2 separate regions of the Homo sapiens genome follow, and region 2 is linked to region 1. A link is a loop called in an ENCODE intact Hi-C map of the cell type or tissue named here. Cell type or tissue: endothelial cell of umbilical vein. All regions are shown on one strand. Links, peaks and the distances in the headings refer to the core of each region. The heading gives the core; the rest is flanking DNA. Region 1 has its middle 20 kb from the start of CCDC71L. Region 2 has its middle 44 kb from the start of LINC02577.

The links. Hi-C counts contacts between places; a loop is a spot of excess contacts. Peaks named below come from ENCODE experiments on the same cell type or tissue, not always from the same donor. Only the 100,000 strongest peaks of a DNase experiment are listed, where the experiment ranks them.
Region 2: it touches region 1 in a loop (6-fold over the local background); 2 of 110 quality-filtered maps call a loop at or near these places.

What each region holds. Positions count from the first base shown.
Region 1 is chr7:106,675,948-106,686,567 of GRCh38, forward strand. No RefSeq gene overlaps it. Among named protein-coding and RNA genes, the nearest start is that of CCDC71L, 20 kb to the left of the region's middle. In endothelial cell of umbilical vein, for the core only: no CTCF peak of the experiment used is centred there; a DNase peak (open chromatin) is centred at 5,964; H3K27ac peaks cover 1,507 bases.
Region 2 is chr7:106,725,948-106,736,567 of GRCh38, forward strand. No RefSeq gene overlaps it. Among named protein-coding and RNA genes, the nearest start is that of LINC02577, 44 kb to the right of the region's middle. RefSeq lists an enhancer at 5,493-5,542. In endothelial cell of umbilical vein, for the core only: no CTCF peak of the experiment used is centred there; DNase peaks (open chromatin) are centred at 5,404 and 5,844; H3K27ac peaks cover 1,396 bases.

The sequences.
Region 1 (10,620 bases), core at 4,710-7,209:
GTATAAATATGTAACAAACCTGCAGGTTGTGCACATGTACCCTAGAACTTAAAGTATAATAATACTAATAAAAAGTTAAAAAAAAGGGGGCTGGTACCATTCTTTCTGAAACTATTCCAATCAATAGAAAAAGAGGGAATCCTCCGTAACTCATTTTATGAGGCCAGCATCATCCTGATACCAAAGTCTGGCAGAGACACAATAAAAAAGAGAATTTTAGGCAAATATCTCTGATGAACATCAATGTGAATATCCTCAATAAAATACTGGCAAACCGAATCCAGCAGCACATCAAAAGGCTTATCTACTATGATAAGTCAGCTTCAACCCTGGGATGCAAGGCTGGTTCAACATACACAAATCAATAAACATAATAATTAACATAAACAGAACCAATGACAAAAACCACATGATTATCTCAACAGATGCAGAAAAGGCCTTCAACAAAATTCAACAGCCCTTCATGCTAAAAACTCTCAGTAAACTAGATATTGATGGAATGTATCTCAAAATAAGAAGAGCTATTTATGACAAACCCATAGCCAATATCATACTGAATGGGCAAAAACTGGAATCATTCCCTTTGAAAACCAGCATAAGACAACGATGCCCTCTCTCACCACTCCTATCCAACATAGTGTTGGAAGATCTGGCCAGGGCAATCAGGCAAGAGAAAGAAAGAAAGGGTATTCAAGCAGGAAAAGAGGAAGTCAAATTGTCTCTGTTTACAGATGACACGATTGTTTATTTAGAAAACCCCATTGTCTCAGCCCAAAATCTCCTTAAGCTGATAAGCAACTTCAGCAAAGTCTCAGGATACAAAATCAATGTGCAAAAATCACAAGCATTCTTACACACCAATAATAGACAAACAGAGGCCAAATCATGAGTGAACTCCCATTCACAATTGCTAAAAAGAGAATGAAATACCTAGGAATCCAACTTACAAGGGATGTGAAGGACCTCTTCAAGGAGAACTGCAAACCACTGCTCAACAAAATAAAAGAGGACAAAAACAAATGGAAGAACAGTCCATGCTCATGGATAGGAAAAATAAATTTCATGAAAATGGCCATTCTGCCCAAGGTAGTTTATAGATTCAATGCCATCCCCATCAGGTTATCACTGACTTTCTTCACAGAATTGGAAAAAACTACTTTAAACTTCATATGGAACCAAAAAAGAGCCCGCATTGCCAAGACAATCCTAAGCAAAAAGAACAAACCTGGAGGCATCATGCTACCTGACTTCAAGCTATACTACAAGGCTACAGTAACCAAAACAACATGGTACTGCTACCAAAACAGAGATATAGACAATGGAACAGAACAGAGCCCTCAGAAATACCACCACACATCTCAACCATCTGATCTTTGACAAACCTGACAAAAGCAAGAAATGGGGAAAGGATTCCCTATTTAATAAATGGTGCTGGGAAAACTGGCTAGCCATATGTAGAAAGCTGAAACTGGATCCTTTCCTTATACCTTACACAAAAATTCATTCAAGATGGATTTAGACCTAAAACCATAAAAACCCTAGAAGAAAACCTAGGCAATACCATTCAGGACATAGGCATGGGCAAGGACTTCATGACTAAAACACCAAAAGCAATGGCAACAAAAGCCAAAATTGACAAATGGGATCTAATTAAACTAAAGAGCTTCTGCATGGCACAAGAAACTACCATCAGAGTGAACAGGCAACCTACAGAATGGGAGAAAATTTTTGCAACCTACCCATCTGACAAAGGGCTAATATCCAGAAACTACAAAGAAGTTAAACAAATTTACAAGAAAAAATCAAACAACCCCATCAAAAAGTGGGCAAAGGATATGAACGGACACTTCTCAAAGAAGACATTTATGTAGGCAATAGACATATGGAAAAATGCTCATCATCACTGGTCATCACAGAAATGCAAATCAAAACCACAATGAGATACCGTCTCACACCAGTTAGAATGGCAATCATTAAAAAGTCAGGAAACAACAGGTGCTGGAAAGGATGTGGAGAAATAGGAACACTTTTACACTGGTGGTGGGAGTGTAAACTAGTTCAACCATTATGGAAGACAGCGTGGCAATTCCTCAGGGATCTAGAACTAGAAATACCATTTGACCTAGCGATCCCATTACTGGGTATATACCCAAAGGATTATAAATCATGCTACTATAAAGACACATGCACACGTATGTTTATTGGGGCACTATTCACAATAGCAAAGACTTGGAACCAACCCAAATGTCCATCAATGATAGAGTGGATTAAGAAAATGTGGCACATATACACCATGGAATACTATGCAACCATAAAAACGGATGAGTTCATGTCCTTTGCAGGAACATGGATGAAGCTGGAAACCATCATTCTCAGCAAACTATCACAAAGAAAACCAAACACTGCATGTTCTCACTCATAGGTGGGAATTGAACAATGAGGACACTTGGACACAGGGCAGGGAACATCACACACTGGGGCCTGTTGGTGCGGTGGGGGTCGGGGGGAGGGATAGCATTAGGAGAAATACCTAATGTAAATGTCAAGTTGATGGGTGCAGCACACCAACATGGCATATGTATACCTATGTAACAAATCCACACGTTGTGCACGTGTACCCTAGAACTTAAAGTATATATATATATAAAAAGACCAGCACTCTTTTCAGCCCTGTTTCTCCTTGCTCATAGTAAAAGCATTCTACAATTGTTTTGAAACAAGTATTTTAATGTTGAACATTACAGAATCTTGTTTGGCTGTCTATAAAACTTCACCCTTTCCATGTTTATCTTCTTCTAATTTAAGTCCTGATTGACATGAACAAACTAGATTATCTATTAAGATATCATCAAGCTCTTAAATTCTTTGAACAAAAGAGGTATAAAATAAATATTTTTAAAAGATGAGAAGACATAGAAAGTAAAGCTTAGTGGTTCTCAACCAGCTGGGAAACCAAGCCTATGGAGCTGATGTAGTGGCCCAGGGTCTGTGACCAGGGGTCCCTCATAGACGTGTCCAGTGGGGGATGTGGCAGCCCAAGTGAACACAAAACACCTCCCAGCTGGGGCAAGGGCTCCCACAGCACTGGCGTCCTTCAGGCAGCAGCTACCACATCCCGGCCTGGGCACACAATTTGTAGGGAATTCTCAGGGAATTACATTTGGTATGATTGGGGAAAAGAAAGAAAGAGGGAAGTTAGTTTAGATCCCAGTTTGTGGTCCTCCGTAAGAGCTACCAAACAACCTTAGGTATAAGCTCAGGTTTATGCTGGGTCAGGCATTGAGTATATGCCTGTTAGTCAATGGTGAACTTCTCCTACCAAAAAAGAAAAAGCAGTTACTCCTCTCAAACCCTACCCCATACAAGAACTTGCTCCTACTTAGCCAAACTTACTTCCTCTTTTAGAGGAGCTTTTTACTGGCCATAGACAAAGAGAGAGGGCCACAGTAGACTTTGTTAAGAGGCTTATCTTTACTATCTCACCATTACAATCAACATTTTCTCCAACTCCAATCAACATCTGAGGGGTATGACACACTACCTGTTCTTTCCTGTTTTGGACTTGAGAATGAGAGATCACGATCAGCAACGTTGTTAAACCTCAAATCAACCCTGAGACTGTCCAGCTCAGACATCTAGTTAATGAATCAGTAAATGTCCTCATATGTCCTGATGTCAGCTGTTACTTACAGCTCTACTCATACTGATACAGACCACCAGGAGATTGTGACACGCACTTCACCCCTTCAAGGATGTGCCTGACCCTACCGTGACCCCACTGACTGCCAGTGTTAGAGATTTCCCAGAACTGTTTTAGATTTCAAAATATGTGGAAATTACTTTCTTGAGAAATTCTTCCACATTCAGGTGAAACATAATAAATAATCATTGCCTCAAGCAATAAATACATGAATAATATGGAAAATATGTTGGAGAAGGAAAGACCAAAGAGACCAAAGGGTTCTGTCACTTACACGATATTTTGATGTAACTTACTTAACTCTTATTTTCAAAGATTTGTATCTAGATTTACTGGAATTATTTTCCCCAAATTGTGCCCAGGAATACATTTCTACTGTCTCATCAGCCATCTCCCACTCTTTGTCGAGTAACTAAGCTGTATTTTAACGAATCTTTTCTTTTCTATATAAATGAAAAGGATCAAGGATCCTCTCCCAAATCATTTTCCCAGCTTTTTTTGCATTTTCCTCTCATAAAGATTTTTCAAAATAATCAGATAGCACAATATATTTTATATGGTAGTAAATTTTAATATAAAATGCATTTCTTATGAAGACAACATTATAGTAACATTAATAAAAATTAAAACAAAAATACACTTGGAGTATCAATATTCAAATACCTATTTTTATATTTCTTTACTTCTTTTCTTGCTTTTGTCAATTTTATATTGTCATATAGTTTTTTCACTTATATAATCGATGCTTTTAATTCTGGCTGTTCATCATAATATCATATTTTTCCTATCAGCCTGCTCAAATACAATATTTGTGAGACATTGAGGATATTAGGACATTGTTTTCAGCTTTTATAGATTATAAATAATTTATTCATATAAATATGGATTATAATAATGTGCCTTTTGAACTTTTATTTTTCTTCTTTTCACTATGTCTCTAAGATAGATTCCCTGGGTTGAGAAGTAAGAAGAAATTTGAAACTTCTCAATACATATTGCCATGTTGATTTTTAAGCAGATTACACTGAGTTACAATACTTCCAGCAATATATGTCTCACCCCAACCTTTCCAGCTCTAGGTGTTTTATATATTTTAAGCATTTTTTCCTGTCGTTATTAATTATTAGTTTAGTTGCATTTATTCTATTATTAGTGAGAGTAAGCATTTGATTTTATATATCTTGACCTACACTTATTTGCATTACCTTTTCATGATCTCTTACCCCTCCTATGGTTTCTACTATTTTTTGACATTTTAATCAGTAATTTGGATGACAGTTGACAGGCTTATTGGTTTATTTATTTAGAGACATGGTCTCTCTCTGTTACCCAGGCTGGAGTGCAGCAGCATGATCATGGCTCACTGCAGCCTTGACCTCCCAGGCTCAAGCAATCCTCCCATTTCAGCCTCCCCAGTAGCTGGTGTGTGCCATCACACCCACCTAATTTTTATATGTTTTGTAAAGACAGGGTTTCATCATATTGCCCAAGCTGCTTTTGAACTCCTGGGCACAAGCGATACACCTGCTTTGACCTCCCAACACGTTGGGATTACAGGCATGAGCCACCATGCCCGTTAGGTTTATCAGATTTAGAGTTCCCATGGAGCGATAAGGGAGAGCTAATATCTCCTTCTAAACTACCTGAAATAATGAACCAATTCTACAAAATGTAATTTCACAGAAACAAGTATAAAATCTATAAGTAGGGTCCAGAAACAACTGTGGAAGTGTACCATAAAAGAACTATATCTTAGAAGCTGGGTGTGATGGCGTGCTCTCATAGTCTCAGCTTTTCAGGAGGCTGAGAAGGATCACTTAAGCCCATGAGTTCTAGGTTACAGTGAGCTGTGATCACACCACTGCACTCCAGCCTGGGCAACAAAGTGAGACTCTGTCTCTTAAAAAAAGAAAACAACAATAACAACAGAAACAAAAGCAAAAACAAAAACAAAAAAACCCTACTAACTGGATGGAAAATTACCTAAAGAAAAAAAAAGTAAAACAAACAAACAAAACCAACTACTTTATGGCAAAAACCACAATTACTTTTGCACCAACCTAAAACTATAAGATCTATATCTTAATAGCAGTGATGTTTAAAGGATAAAGGGACCTTCCATTTTGCAAGTGTTCACTGCTCAAAAACTATTGTGATTCTACAGCTACCTTACTAATAATAGATCTGTTCTGCAACCTTTTGACCATTCCTGGAGTACTGTGTATAGTTTTGGGACACTGGAGCCTATTCCCAAGGGAACAACCAGGAAAATAAAGTGACTCAACAGTAGGGCATGGAAAGAATGGATAGATGTCTGGGGATATTTTGCCTGGAGAATACAAGTCTCGTGTGGGATGTTATTAATGACCTGTAAGCACTTTAATCTTTGCTTTTTCTCTGAGGTTCTAAGCAGAGCAGCACCTAGCCATGGAGCCATTGTGTGATAAGAAAAAAGCATCTCCATTGGGCAGACGAGTTGAGAAAGGTTCCCTCTTCTCTGGGCAGGCAGAGTGTCACACTTTGGAGCAAAGCATAGCAAGGGAAGTGTGGCTGCATTTCTGTCCCCATTTATCCCCTTGGTTACTCACTTTGAGGCACAAATGGTTCAACTGTATGCAGTGGCCCTAGCTCTAAAATGGATCAATAAACTATGGCCAAAGACCAAATCCAGCCTACCACTTGTTTTATAGATAAAATCTTGTTGCAGTGCAGTCACACTCATCCGCACTGTCTAGTTTGCTTTCCTGCTACAATGGCAGAGTTGAATAGCGGCTATATGGCCCACAAAGCCTAAAATATTTACTGCGTACCCCTTCACAGAAAAAGTTTGCCAACCTCTGTTCTATAACGGCTTTAGTAATCTACTGACAAACATCAGGATTTGGAGTGCCACTTAGGGTTTTGAAGGGTGAGTGCCTATTTTTTAAAAGCAAATTTTGGAAAAAAAATTTATCTTCTCAGTTATTACGCTATTTGTTTTCCCTTTAGTCATCTGACACTATTAGAGTATTTATATATTAGAATGCTTCTGCTTGTAAATAATGGAAACTCATTTGGTTTCAACTGAGCAGAAAGAGGATATTGGATGGGTAGCTTGGCACTCTGAGAACCCAATCCTCAGAAAAGGACCAACAGCAAGGCCAAGCATGGTAAGTATCCTAGAAGTCTTTGATCTCCATTTCCCATCTCTGCTTCTCTCTGTGCTTCCAATTTATTTTATTTCATTTTAAAGAAACTTTTAATCAAAAGATGATACTTATAGAGTTTTAAACTCATCAAGTTACATAAGGCTTAAACAAAAAAATAACAGTCCCTACTCACTGTATGTCACTTTCCAATTTTCATTTCCCAGAAGCAACCACTTTCAACTCTTCTAGCATTTCATCTGCTCATATGTCTAATAATATACTGCTATTTCTTGATTCTTCAGTTTTAAGCATTATATGTATGTATTTCTTATTATAAAATGTGAGGATTCTCCTTTGCTCTACCTCCTAATATATTTTTATCACTTATTTTTGCTAAGTCTGTATTTGGCATTTACATTGCTATGATTATGTAAGTAAAGCAATCTTTCTAACAGTTAATGTCATCCAAAAATGGAAAAGTGTCTTGTAAGTTAGTGAGCTTCTGAAAACTGAATATACTTGGAAGACAGATGTTTTATTTATCTTTATATCTCCAGTATCTTCTACAATGCTTGCATTTGTGAGGTAATCTCTAAATGCTTTTTGAATGACTGAATGTCAATAAAAGTATTCAAACAGACGTTGATTACTGCTTTTAAGAATCTATCATAGAGGATTTCTGCATTGGGTGAGAGTGGATTAAATAAATTAGCAAATTTTATAGTTTTATGATCTACCTAAACCCATGGCTTCATCCACCTCTTATATTCTGACATGTCCTTGGAAGGACTATATCATATTTAACCTCGTGTCCCTAAAATCAAAGACAGTGCCTGGTAAAGACTAGACATCCAACAACTCAGTGAACAATGGATTAATGAATGAATCACTCTTCTAGATTCCTAGTCAATTCCCTATAGACATCTTGGTGTCAGTTGCCTTCTCAATCTATGTTTACATTGTTCTTTTTTTTTTTTTTTTTTTTTGAGACGTAGTCTCACACTGTCACCCGGGGTTGGAGTGCAGTGGCACAATCTCGGCCCATTGCAACCTCCAGTTCCTGGGTTCAAGTGATTCTTCTGCCTCAGCCTCCTGAGTAGCTGGGATTAAAGGCACTTGCCACCACACCCAGCTAATTTTTTGTATTTTTAGTAGAAACAGGGTTTCAGCATGTTGGCCAGGCTAGTCTTGAACTCCTGACCTGCCTCGGCCCCCCAAAGTGCTGGGATTACAGGTTGGACCCACTGTGCCGGGCCCTACATTGTTCTTACACTTCCTTTCTATCTGTCTAAATCCTCTCCATCAAGTGATCACTTTCTACTACACCAAGTTATTTAGTAACTGCATTAATCATTTGGCATTTACTGTGTGTGACTTTGTTTTGTTAGGGGTGTGTATGAACACACACCTGTCTCATCATTTCACTGGGAAAGGCTGCATCTTCTACTTTGAATCCCTGGTTTTCATCACAGTGCCAACCCATGACTGTATGTATCCACTGATTGGTTGATTCTGTCAACCTCAAAATAAAATGTACGTGAGATCCACATTGAGAATATTTGGTATATTAAAATTCAAACTTTAAAAATGGAAAATTGAGAAATATTATAAAATCTTTTATTATTATACTTTAAGTTCTAGGGTACATGTGCACAATGTGCAGGTTTGTTACATATGTATACATGTGCCATGTTGGCGTGCTACACCCATTAACTCGTCATTTACATTAGGTATATCTCCTAATGAAATCCCTCCCCCTCCCCACAACCCACAACAGGCCCCAGTGTGTGATGTTCCCCTTCCTGTGTCCCAGTGTTCTCATTGTTCAATTCCCATCCATGAGTGAGAACATGCGGTGTTTGGATTTTGTCCTTGCAATAGTTTGCTGAGAATGATGGTTTCCAGCTTCATCCATGTCCCTACAAAGGACATGAACTCACCCTTTTTTATGACTCCATTGTATTCAATGGTGTATATGTGCCACATTTTCTTAATCCAGTCTATCACTGATGAACATTTGGGTTGGTTCCAAGTCTTTGCTACTGTGAATAGTGCCACAAAAACATACATGTGCATGTGTCTTTATAGCAGCATGATTTATAATCCTTTGGGTATATACCCAGTAATGGGATTGCTGGGTCAAATAGTATTTTTAATTCTAGATCCTTGAGGAATCACCACACTGTCTTCCACAATGGTTGAACTAGTTTACAGTCCCACCAACAGTGTAAAAGTGTTCCTGTTTCTCCACATCCTCTCCAGTACCTGTTGTTTCCTGACTTTTTAATGATCGCCATTCTAACTGGTGTGAGATGGTATCTCATCCTGGTTTTGATTTGCATTTCTCTGATAGCCAGTGATGATGAGCATTTTTTCATGTGTCTGTTGGCTGCATCAATATGTTCTTTTGAGAAGTGTCTGTTCATATCCTTTGCCCACTTTTTGATGGGGTTGTTTGTTTTTTTCTTGTAAATTTGTTGTAGTTCTTTGTAGATTCTGGATATTAGCCCTTTGTCAGATGAGAAGATTGCAAAAATTTTCTCCCATTCTGTAGGTTGCCTGTTCACTCTGATGGTAGTTTCTTTTGCTGTGCAGAAGCTCTTTAGTTTAATTAGATCCCATTTGTCAATTTTGGCTTTTGTTGCCATTACTTTTGGTGTTTTAGACATGAAGTCCTTGCCCATGCCTATATCCTGAAGGGTATGTCTAGGTTTTCTTCTAGGGTTTTTATGGTTTTAGGTCTAACATTTAAGTCTTTAATCCATCTTCAATTAATTTTTGTATAAGGTGTAAAGAAGGGATCCAGTTTCAGCTTTCTACATATGGCTAGCCAGTTTTCCCAGCACCATTTATTAAATAGGGAATCCTTTCCCCTTTTCTTGTTTTTGTCAGGTTTATCAAAGATCAGATGATTGTAGATGTGTAGTATTATTTCTGAGGGCTCTGTTCTGTTCCATTGGTTTATATCTCTGTTTTGGTAGCACTACCATGCTGTTTTGATTACTGTAGCCTTGTAGTATAGTTTGAAGTCAGGTAGCATGATGCCTCCAGCTTTGTCTTTTGGCTTAGGATTGACTTTGCAATGTGGGCTCTTTTTTAGTTCCATATGAACTTTAAAGTAGTTTTTTCCAATTCTGTGAAGAAAGTCATTGGTAGCTTGATGGGGATGACTTTGAATCTATAAATTACCTTGGGCAGTATACCCATTTTCACGATATTGATTCTTCCTATCCATGAGCATGGAATGTTCTTCCATTTGTTTTTGTCCTCTTTTATTTTGTTGAGTAGTGGTTTGTAGTTCTCCTTGAAGAGGTCCTTCACATCCCTTGTAAGTTGGATTCCTAGGTATTTTATTCTCTTTGAAGCAGTTGTGAATGGGATTTCACTCATGATTTGGCTCTCTGTTTGTCTGTTATTGGTGTATAAGAATGCTTGTGATTTTTGCACATTGATTTTGTATCCTGAGACTTTGCTGAAGTTGCTTATCAGCTTAAGGAGATTTTGGGCTGAGATGATGGGGTTTTCTAAATATGCAATCATGTCATCTGCAAACAGGGACAATTTGACTTCCTCTTTTCCTAACTAAATACTCTTTATTTCTTTCTCCTGCCTGATTGCCCTGGCCAGAACTTCCAACACTGTGTTGAGTAGGAGTGGTGAGAGAGGGCATCCCTGTCTTGTGCCAGTTTTCAAAGGGAATGCTTGTAGTTTTTGCCCACGCAGTATGATATTTGCTGTGTCTTTGTCATAAATAGCTCTTATTATTTTGAGACATGTCCCATCAATACTAAA
Region 2 (10,620 bases), core at 4,029-6,528, 49 kb after region 1:
CAAGCATTCCTATACACCAATAACAGACAAACAGAGAGCCAAATCATGAGTGAACTCCCATTCACAATTGCTTCAAAGAGAATAAAATACCTAGGAATCCAATTTATAAGGGATGTGAAGGACCTCTTCAAGGAGAACTACAAACCACTACTCAACAAAATAAAAGAGGATAGAAACAAATGGAAGAACATTCCACACTCATGGACAGGAAGAATCAATATCATGAAAATGGCCATACTGCCCAAGGTAATTTACAGATTCAATGCCATCCCCATCAAGCTACCAATGACTTTCTTCACAGAATTGGAAAAAACTACTTTAAAGTTCATATGGAACCAAAAAAGAGCCCGCATTGCCAAGTCAATCCTAAACCAAAAGAACAAAGCTGGAGGCATCACGCTACCTGACTTCAAACTATACTACAAGGCTACAGTAATCAAAACAGCATGGTACTGGTACCAAAACAGAGATATAGACCAATGGAACAGAACAGAGCCCTCAGAAATAATACCACACATCTACAACCATCTGATCTTTGACAAACCTGAGAAAAACAAGAAATGGGGAAACGATTCCCTATTTAATAAATGGTGCTGGGAAAACTGGCTAGCCATACGTAGAAGGCTGATACTGGATCCATTCCTGACACCTTATACAAAAAGTAATTCAAGATGGATTAAAGGCTTAAATGTTAGACCTAAAACCATAAAAACCCTAGAAGAAAACCTAGGCAATACCATTCAGGACATAGGCATGGGCAAGGACTTCATGTCTAAAACACCAAAAGCAATGGCAACAAAAGCCAAAATTGACAAATGGGATCTAATTAAACTAAAGAGCTTCTGCACAGCAAAAGAAAATACCATCAGCGTGAACAAGCAACCTACAGAATGGGAGAAAATTTTTGCAATCTTTCCATCTGACAAAGGGCTAATATCCAGAATCTACAAAGAACTCAAACAAATTTACAAGAAAAAAACAAACAACCCCATCAAAAAGTGGGCAAAGGATATGAACAGACACTTATCAAAAGAAGACATTGAACACGCCTGTAATCCCAGCACTTTGGGAGGCCGAGGCGGGCAGATCACAAGGTCAGGAGATTGAGACCATCCTGGCTAATACAGTGAAACGCCGTCTCTACTAAAAATACAAAAAATTAGCCAGGCAAGGTGGCAGGCGCCTGTAGTCCCAGCTATTCGGAAGGCTGAGGTGGGAGAATGGCGTGAACCCCGGAGGGGCGGAGCCTGCAGTGAGCCAAGATTGCGCCACTGCACTCTAGCCTGGGAGACAGCGAGAATCCGCCACAAAAAAAAAAAAAAAAAAAAGAAAGACACTGATGCAGCCAACAGACATATGAACAAACCTGCATGTTGTGCACATGTACCCTAAAACTTAGAGTATAATAAAAAAAAATGCTCATCATCACTGGCCGTCAGAGAAATGCAAATCAAAACCACAATGAGATACCATCTCACACCAGTTAGAATGGTGATCTTTAAAAAGTCAGGAAACAACAGGTGCTGGAGAGGATGTGGAGAAATAGGAACACTTTTACACTGTTGGTGGGACTGTAAACTAGTTCAACCATTGTGGAAGACACTGTGGGAATTCCTCAAGGATCTAGAACTAGAAATACTGTTTGACTCAGCCATCCCATTACTGGGTAGATACCCAAACGATTATAAATCATGCTGCTATAAAGGCACATGCACACGTATGTTTATTGCAGCAGTATTCACAATGGCAAAGACTTGGAACCAACCCAAATGTCCATCCATGATAGACTGGATTAAGAAAATGTGGCATGTATATACCATGGAATACTATGCAGCCATAAAACATGATGAGTTCATGTCCTTTATAGGGACATGGATGAAGCTGGAAACCATCATTCTCAGCAAACTATTGCAAAGACAGAAAACCAAACACCGCATGTTCTCACTCACAGGTGGGAATTGAACAATGAGAACACCTGGACACAGCAAGGGGAACACCACACACCAGGCCTGTTGTTGGGTGGGGGGAGGGGGGAGGGATAGCATTAGGAGATATACCTAATGTAAATGATGAGTTAATGGGTGCAGCACACCAACATGGCACATGTATACATATGTAACAAACCTGCACATTGTGCATGTGTACCCTAGAACTTAAAGTATAATAAAAATATATTTAAAAAATCAATTGTGTTTCTATACATTTGCAATGAATACACTAAAAATGAAATTAAGAAAACAAAATCTGTTTACAATAGCATGAAAAAGAATAAAATACTTAGGAATGAATTTAACAAAAGAAGTACTAAACTTATACTCTGAAAAATACAAAACATTGCTGAAAGAAATTAAAGAACACCTAAATAAATGGAAAGTCACCTCATGTTCATGGATTGGAAAATTTAATATTGTTAAGATGGCAATACTCCCCAAACTGATCTACAAATTCAACACAATTCCCATCAAAATTCTGGACCAATAATCTGATCCTAAAATTTATATGAGAGCGCAAGAAACAGAAGAGCTAAAACAACCTTGAAAACAAACAACAAAGTTGGAGGATTCACGCTTCCCCATTTCAAAACTTACTACAAAATCTACAGTAATCAAGACAGTGTGGTATTGGCATAAGATAAGACATACAGATTAATAGAATGAAATTAAAAATCTATAAGTAAACTCACACTTACTGTCAATTGATTTCCAACAAGGGAAATTTTTTCCCATTGAATTGATTTCCAACAAGGGAAATCAATTCAATGGGAAAATAAAAGTCTTTCCATAAATGGTGCTGACACAATCTGAAAAAAAAGAAGTTAGATCCTACCTCACATCTGTATAAAAATCAACTCAAATAGGATCCAATAACTAAGTGTAAAAGCTAAAACTATAAACTTCTTAGAAAAACAGAGGTAAATCTTCATGACCTTGTAGTAGGCAATGATTTCTTAGCTACGACACCCAACATATAAGCAACAACAACAAAAAAGAATAGGTAAATTGGATATCATAGCATTTAAAAAAAAAACTTTCCTGCTTCAAAACACACAATTAAGAAATTAAAAAGGCAACCCATAGGATGGGAGAAAATTTCTGCAAATCATATATCTGATGAAGGACTTGTGTGTGGAATATATAAAGAACCCTTACAACTTAACAATAAAAAGACAAATAATTTTCAAAAAAGCAAAGAACCTGAATAGACATTTTTCCAAAAAAGATATATAAATGGCCAATATGCACATGAAAAAAATGATCAACTTCATTAGCCTCAGGGAAATGCAAATCAAACCTACAATGGGCTGCTATTTCATGCAGATTATGATGGTTCTAATCAAAAAGTTAGATAATAACAAGTTAGCAAAAATGCAAAGAAATTGGAACTCTCATGCACTCCTAATGGAAATGTAACATAGTACATCTTTTGGAAAACAGTCTGGCAATTTTTCAAATAATTAAATATAGTGCTACCATACAGCTCAGCAATTCCCCTCCTAGGTATATACCCAAGAGAAATAAAAACATATGTCCACATAAAACCTTGTGTGTGAATATTCATAGTAGCATTCTTAATAATAGGCAAAAGTTAGATATAACCCAAATGTCCATCAACTAATGAATGTATAAATAAAATGTGGCATAAGCATACACTTGAATATTATTCAACCACAAAAAGGAATGAAGAACTGATACATGACACAGTGTGGATGAACCTTGAAAACGTTATGTTAAGTGAAAAAAGACAGTCACAAAGGATTATATATTGTATTATTCCATTATATTTAATGTCCAGAATATGGAAATTCACAGAGAAAGAAAGTAGGTTTGTGGTTTCCTAGAGCTAGGAGCAATGGGGGAATGAGGACGGATGGCCAAGGGATTTCTCTTTGTGGTGATGAAAATGATTTAAAATTTATTGTGGTGATGGTTGCACAACTCTGTGAAAATACTAAAAACCAGTGAATTGTACGCATTAAATGGGGAAATTGTATGTTATCTGAATTATGTGTTAATAAAAACTTTTTTAAATTATTGATTTAAGACTGAGTAAAAGAAGTGGTTATGGATATCAGGTTATGGGTTTAAATAAGGTCATTGGCTGAAGTCAAAAAGTTGAGGAAATTCCCAACTAGAAACCTCAACTTCCTCACTGAAATAGAAGGCAAATCCATCTGCCAAGTAGGAGTTTATAATCAGATAATGGTACATCAGAGGTAAAGACTGCAGAGGTGGTACAGTTCCAGGTGATGACAGGTTCCAAGGTGTGTCATGAAAGTGAGTGGCTAAGCTGGAGAAGAGGGAGAGGGGGTGGAGGCCCAGGAAGTGACAAAGCTTAATACACCTCACAAGTACTTGTTGAATTGAATGAAAGAATTACTTCCCCTGCCAGCACTGTATGATACATTAAGGCCTCAGTGTTACTTTAATCATCTTGGAAATTGTCACCATGTTTGCCCTAAGTAAGTTTCTTTCTTTTTCTACTAAATTTAGGGATAGGCGTATGAGTTTCAATGGAGACCATACTCAAGTTACCTCTCACCTATGGATGAAAAAAGGAAAGAAAAAGAAATTGGGGTTTTCTAAGTGTACTATGATTACACTGAGAGTATAAAAACTACTTAGGAGAATAAGCTTCTAGAAATTTAGAATGAAAACAATGCATACGCAAAACAATAAATAAGATACTAAACACAATTAACTACTGATTCAAGAAATTCACCTAAGACCTACTTTCTTTGTAGCCCCAAGTTCAGTAGAGTCAGAGGGAGGATTTCTGGGAACCCCAAACGCCTTTTCCTTGCATTCCCCCTCTGATCCAGAAGATCTTCTCAGGTCCCAGCTAATCTTTCCATTGAGGCCACCATTCTCTCACCTGTAGGGTCCCTATACCCCCCTATGTCATAGAAAGGTTTAGAGCTGAGCATCATCCCCCCATTTTCATTGCCCCCATACCAGTCCCCTCTACTAACACAAACATACAATGATAATAAAGGTTCAGGGCAAAATATAGAAACCTATCTATTTGTATTAAGCACAAAGGAATTTAATAAAGGAAATTGGGTGTTTACATATGAACTAGAATGGCTGGAGGAGCAGGCTCAAGGTTGGGCCCCCAGGAATAACTCCTAGAACAATGCAGAACTGACTATCCAGGCAAGCTACTTGCTCTGCAGCAATCAGGATGGTGAGTAGCCAGCAGGCTGACACTGGAACTTTTGAGTTCATGAACCCACAAGGATAGCTGTGTCCCAGGATCAGAAAGTCAGGATCGAGAAGCTACTGCTGCCACACCACAACTGCCTATAACCATCTATGAAGCTAATGTCTGAACACTAGAACACCACTTCAGAAAAACGTGAGATCTTGGAGATGGTCCAAGATCTTGTTCACACACAGAAAAACAGACAATAGAAGGAAGGTGGCTTCTGTTTCACTTCTGCTTTCTACATGTAAAACAAAGCGTATTTAATAAATTCATCCAAAGGAGTCAGGGAAACGTGGTTTCCAGCATTCAAAAAAAGAGCTGGAAATGGCTGAGTGCCAATCAGCTATATCCAGCATACAAACACACTATAAATGCATACATGTGCATATGTGTACACACACGATCCCAGATGACAAGATTATTGGCCCTTTTTGTTATGTGAATTTTTGTAATAACCCCAACAGAAAATAGAAAATAATACAAATGAGAAACATGGAAAATTACAAAAGTCCCAAAATTTCACATAGGCTATAGAGTCTTGGCCTCTACAGTCACTGGTTACCGACTTCCTCTAAGGAATTAAGTGCATGTCCTATGGGCAGCCCTGTGGTTTTAATTATCTTGAGGTTCAGGCTCACCAGTGCTCTCTAGTACTCAATAATAAGGAGTCTGACTCCATTGTTGATGTTTAACAGCTGACAGCTGTCAAGCCCTGCCACGCCTCCTTCCTTTTGTGCCCCACATCCAAGCAAGCTGATAAAAAAAAAAATTTAAAAAAAGAAAAAAGAAAAAAAGCCTTGGTGCTCCTTTGGCACCGATGGGAAATTCAAACCATACAAACGTTGGCCAGCATGAGGAAACCAGCAACCCAGCCTCACTCCCTAACTATTATAAAACCCCAAGCAGGGAGGTTTCCCCTCCCTGCTCTTTCAAGGCATTTTCAGATCTGCTTGGGAGCCTGCCCTGTTCCCTCTAGAAAACCTCATTACATGTGCAATAAACCTTCCATCCCCTCTTTGTGTATGTGTGGCATCATGAGTCTTGACATCTAAACCAAATTTTGTGTGGGAGGTCCATCTCACCACCGAGGGATACCACAAGAGGTTCCACCCCACAACTCGCCACCAAAACACTCCCATATCATACATTTCTGACCCCATCCTTTCTCCCTCATGATCCTTTCTCCTACCTACTGATACCGTCCAGGCAGAAGGGTGTGTCTCTTTGTATTCAGTGGAGACTTGGCTTCTCTGCAGGACAAGATTGGGTGAAGCTCAATTTGCCAGAGCTCTGCTTTGCCCAGCGAAGTTTCTTTCAGAGCACTTCCTCCCAAAGACCGTGTTAACCTTTCTCCCTATTGTCAAATCTTGATTATCGCCTCATGCCCATGTGAAACTCCCTTAGTTGATAATTTCATCCACAATTGCTTGCTGCTGTCGTTGGTGTCTGTTCTCTCTGCTCTGCTCTGCTCTTTTGGAGCTTTGATGCCTGGCTTAGCACCTTTGCCCACCTAAAGACTCCTTTGACCCTGGAATATGAGTGATGATACTCTCAAAGACATTTAATTTCAATGATATTCACCTTGCAAACTACTAACACCACCATCCTGCCTCTCATCACTGTCATCACTTTCAGCCGAGATTCAGACATCTCCAGTCATTTGTCTGCTCCCATACTTTCTTCTTAATACTGCTCACTTTGTCTGGTATCAACTGCCCTTAGACATCTTCATTTGGATAACTCCTTCTCATCCTACTGGACTCAGAGCTTTCTGTTCTTTGTCAGGGCTATCACTGCCTTTCTATTGTCCCCATTATACAAAATACATTAAAAATAACAGGAATTGTAAATTGGCATCTTACAGTCTGCCTCTGGCTAGAAGCTATATTTTATTTGGCCAGCAATGGGTTTTTGAAAAAACACATTTTTCCGAAAGAATTCAAAGCAGGATCTCAAAAAGATACTTGGATGGCCATGTTCCTTGCAGTATTATTCACAATAGCCTAGAGGTGGAGGCAACTTGAATGTCCATCCACAGATAAATGGACTAACAAAATGTGTTATATACAGAAAATGAAATAGTATTTCACCTTTTAAAAGAAGGAAATCCTGTCACGTGCTACACCATGGATGCACTTGGAAGACATTATACTAAGCGAATTAAGACAGTCATAAAAAGACAAATACTGTATGATTCCACACATATGAGTTATCTAAAGTAGCCAAATGCATGGATACAGAAAGTAGAATGTTGGTTGGCAGGGGCTGGTAAGAGGGGGAACATAGGGAATTGTTGTTTAACATGTATAAAGTTTCAGTTTTGTGAAATGAAAAAGTTCTAGAGATCTATTGCACAAGAATGGGAATATACTTTATACTACTGAACTGTACACTTAAGATGATAAATTTTATATATTTTTATCATAAGTAAAAATAAAAAAACAAAACTTCTAAAATTTGAATGCTTTTAGAGGGACACTCTACTTCACCTGAGGCCCAACACTAGCCTGATTTACGAGTTTAAATGAACTTTCAGGCCCCCATAAACATTAATTTTGAGTTTGGAATAATGAGAGAATTTAAAAATGAAATAAGATGAACCTGGAGTTCTTATTAAATAGGAATGTGGGATTTAACATTGAGAATGATTCCTTTGTTTGGCAAACATTCATTGAACTCTAGCACCTGGCACTTGCTAGGTACTCCAAATACAAAAGTGATCATCTCAGTTCCTGCCCTCAAAGATTTTATATTCTAAGCAAACTGAATTACAGTATAGTTTAATAAGCATTGTGATCAAGGGCTGTGCAGGTTATCAAGTGCTCCCTCCACAGAAAGGAAGAGCTATGAGAACTGGTAAGATGGGCATGGGAGGATGAAGAAAGATAACCAAAAGGGGCATCTCCTAAACTGAGCATTGTAGGATGAATAGGAGTTATCCAGGGACAATCACATATTTGAGAATTTTCCATTTCTTCTTACGTTGTTGATTTCTAGTTTCATTGCATTGTGGTTAGAAAAGATACCTGGTATGACTTTAGTCTTCTTAAGTTTGTTGAAACTTGTTTTGTAACCAAACATGTGATCTGTCCTGCAGAATGTTCTATGTACACTTGAGAAGAATGTGTTCTGCTGCTATTGGATAGAATGTTCTATGTATGTCTGTAAGATCCATCTGGTCCATGGTATTGTTTCAGTGCAGCACTGTTTTCTTATTTATTTTCTGTCTGAATGTTCTATTGTTGAAAGTGAGGTATTGAAGTCCTCCACTACTATTGTATTGCTATGTCTCCTTTCAAACCTGTCAATGTATGCTTTATATATTTAGGTGCACTTATGTTAAGTGCATATACATTTATAATTGTTATATCTTCCTGATGAATTGTCCCTTTTATCATTATATAGTGACCTTTTTTGTCACTTGTGATAGTTCTTAAGGTCTATTTTGTGTGATATAAGTATAGCCAGCCTGCTATCTTTTGGTTACGTTTGCATGGAATGTCTTTTTCCATCTCTTCACCTTCAGCTTATGTGTGCCTTTGATTCTAAAGTGAGTCCCTTGTAGACAGCACATTGTTAGATCTTGTTGTTTCATCTACTCAGCCACTCTATGTCTTTTGATTAGGAGTTTAATTCATTTATATTTAAAGTAGTTATTTATAAGTAAGGATTTACTACTGTCATTGCTTTCTGTTTTGTATTTCTTTTGTTTCTCTTTCCCTTTTTTCTGTTTACCTTTGTGATTTATTGACTTTTTATAGTGATTTGCATTGATTCCTTTCTCTTTTTTGTGTGTGTATGTCTACTATGGGAATTTTCCTTGTGGTTACCTTGATTGCATGAAACACAGTAGTCTATTTTAAACTGATAACTTGTCTTCCACTGTATACAGAAACTCTATATCTCTCACACACACACTTTATATTATTGATGTCACACTTTAAATCTTTTTTTTTTTTTTTTTTTGATACATGATCTTGCTCTGTCACCTAGGTTGAACATGGCTCACTGCAGCCTCAACCTCCTGGGCTTAAGTGATCATCTTGCTTCAGCCTCCCAAGTAGCTGGGACTACAGGCCTGTGCCACCACACCCAGCTAATTTTTTTGTTTCTTTTGTAGAGACAAAGTCTTGCCATGTTTCCCAGGCTGGTCTCCAGCTCCTGGGCTCAAGCAATCTTCAGCCTCCCAAAGTGTTAGAATTATAGGTGTGAGCCACTATACCCAGCTTCTATCTTCTTTTAATATTGTATATCTATCCATAAATTTTCATATTTATAGTTATTTTTTAAACTTTTTTCATTTAACTTTTATACTAGAGCTAAATGTATCCACCAACATTACATTACCACAGTTTTCTGTGTTGGTCAATGTATTTACTTTTACTACTAAGTTTTATACTTTCGTGTGCTTTCATATTGCTGTTTAGTGTCCTTTCATTTCAACTTGAAGAACTCCACTTAGTATTTCTTGTAAGACAGGTCTAGTGGTAATGGAATTTCTCCATTTTTTGTTTGTCTGGAACATTTTTTATTTCTCCCTCATTTCTGAAGGACAGTTTTGACAGGTAATGTATTTTTGGCTAGCAGGGTGTTTTTCCCCCACTACCCCCACTCAGCCCTTTGAATAGATTACCTCACTCCCTTCTGACCCACAAGGTTTCTGCTGAGAAATCCACTGACAGTCTTATGGGGGCTTCTCGTAAATGATGAGTCACTTTTCTCTTGTTTTTTAATTTTTCTTTGTCTCAGCTTTTGATAATTGGATTATAATATGTCTCTGTATATAGGGTTCATCCAATTTGGGATTTTTTTAAGCTTCATGAATCTGGCTATTTATCTCCCCAGATCTTGGAAGTTTTCAGCCATTATTTCTTTAAATAGGCTTTCTTTTTTTTTTCACTCTTCTCCTTCTGGGATTCCCGTAATGCATAAACTGTTTCACTTTATAGTGTCCCATAATTCCCTTAGGCTTTATTCACTGTTTCCATTCTTTTTCATTTTGCTCTCCTGGCTGGATAATTTTAAATGACCTGTCTTCTAGTTTCCTGATTATTTTTTTCTGCTTGATCAAGTCCACTATTGAAGCCCCTTAGTGAATTTTTAAGATCAGTTATTATATTCAGCTTCAGAATTTCTGTTTGGTTCTTCATAATTTCTGTTTCTGTTGATATTCTTAGTTTGTTCATGTATCATTTTCCTGATTTCTTGTAGTTGTCTATCTGTGTTCTCTTGCAATTTGCTGTGCTTCTTTAAGACGATTATTTGAATCCTTTGTCCGGCAGTTCATAAATTTACATTTCTTTATGATCAGTTACTGGAGATTTCTTTCGTTCTATTAATTGTGTTACATTTTCCTGATTCTTCATGTCCTTGTAGCTTTGCATTGGTGTTTGTACACCTGAAAAAACAGTCCCT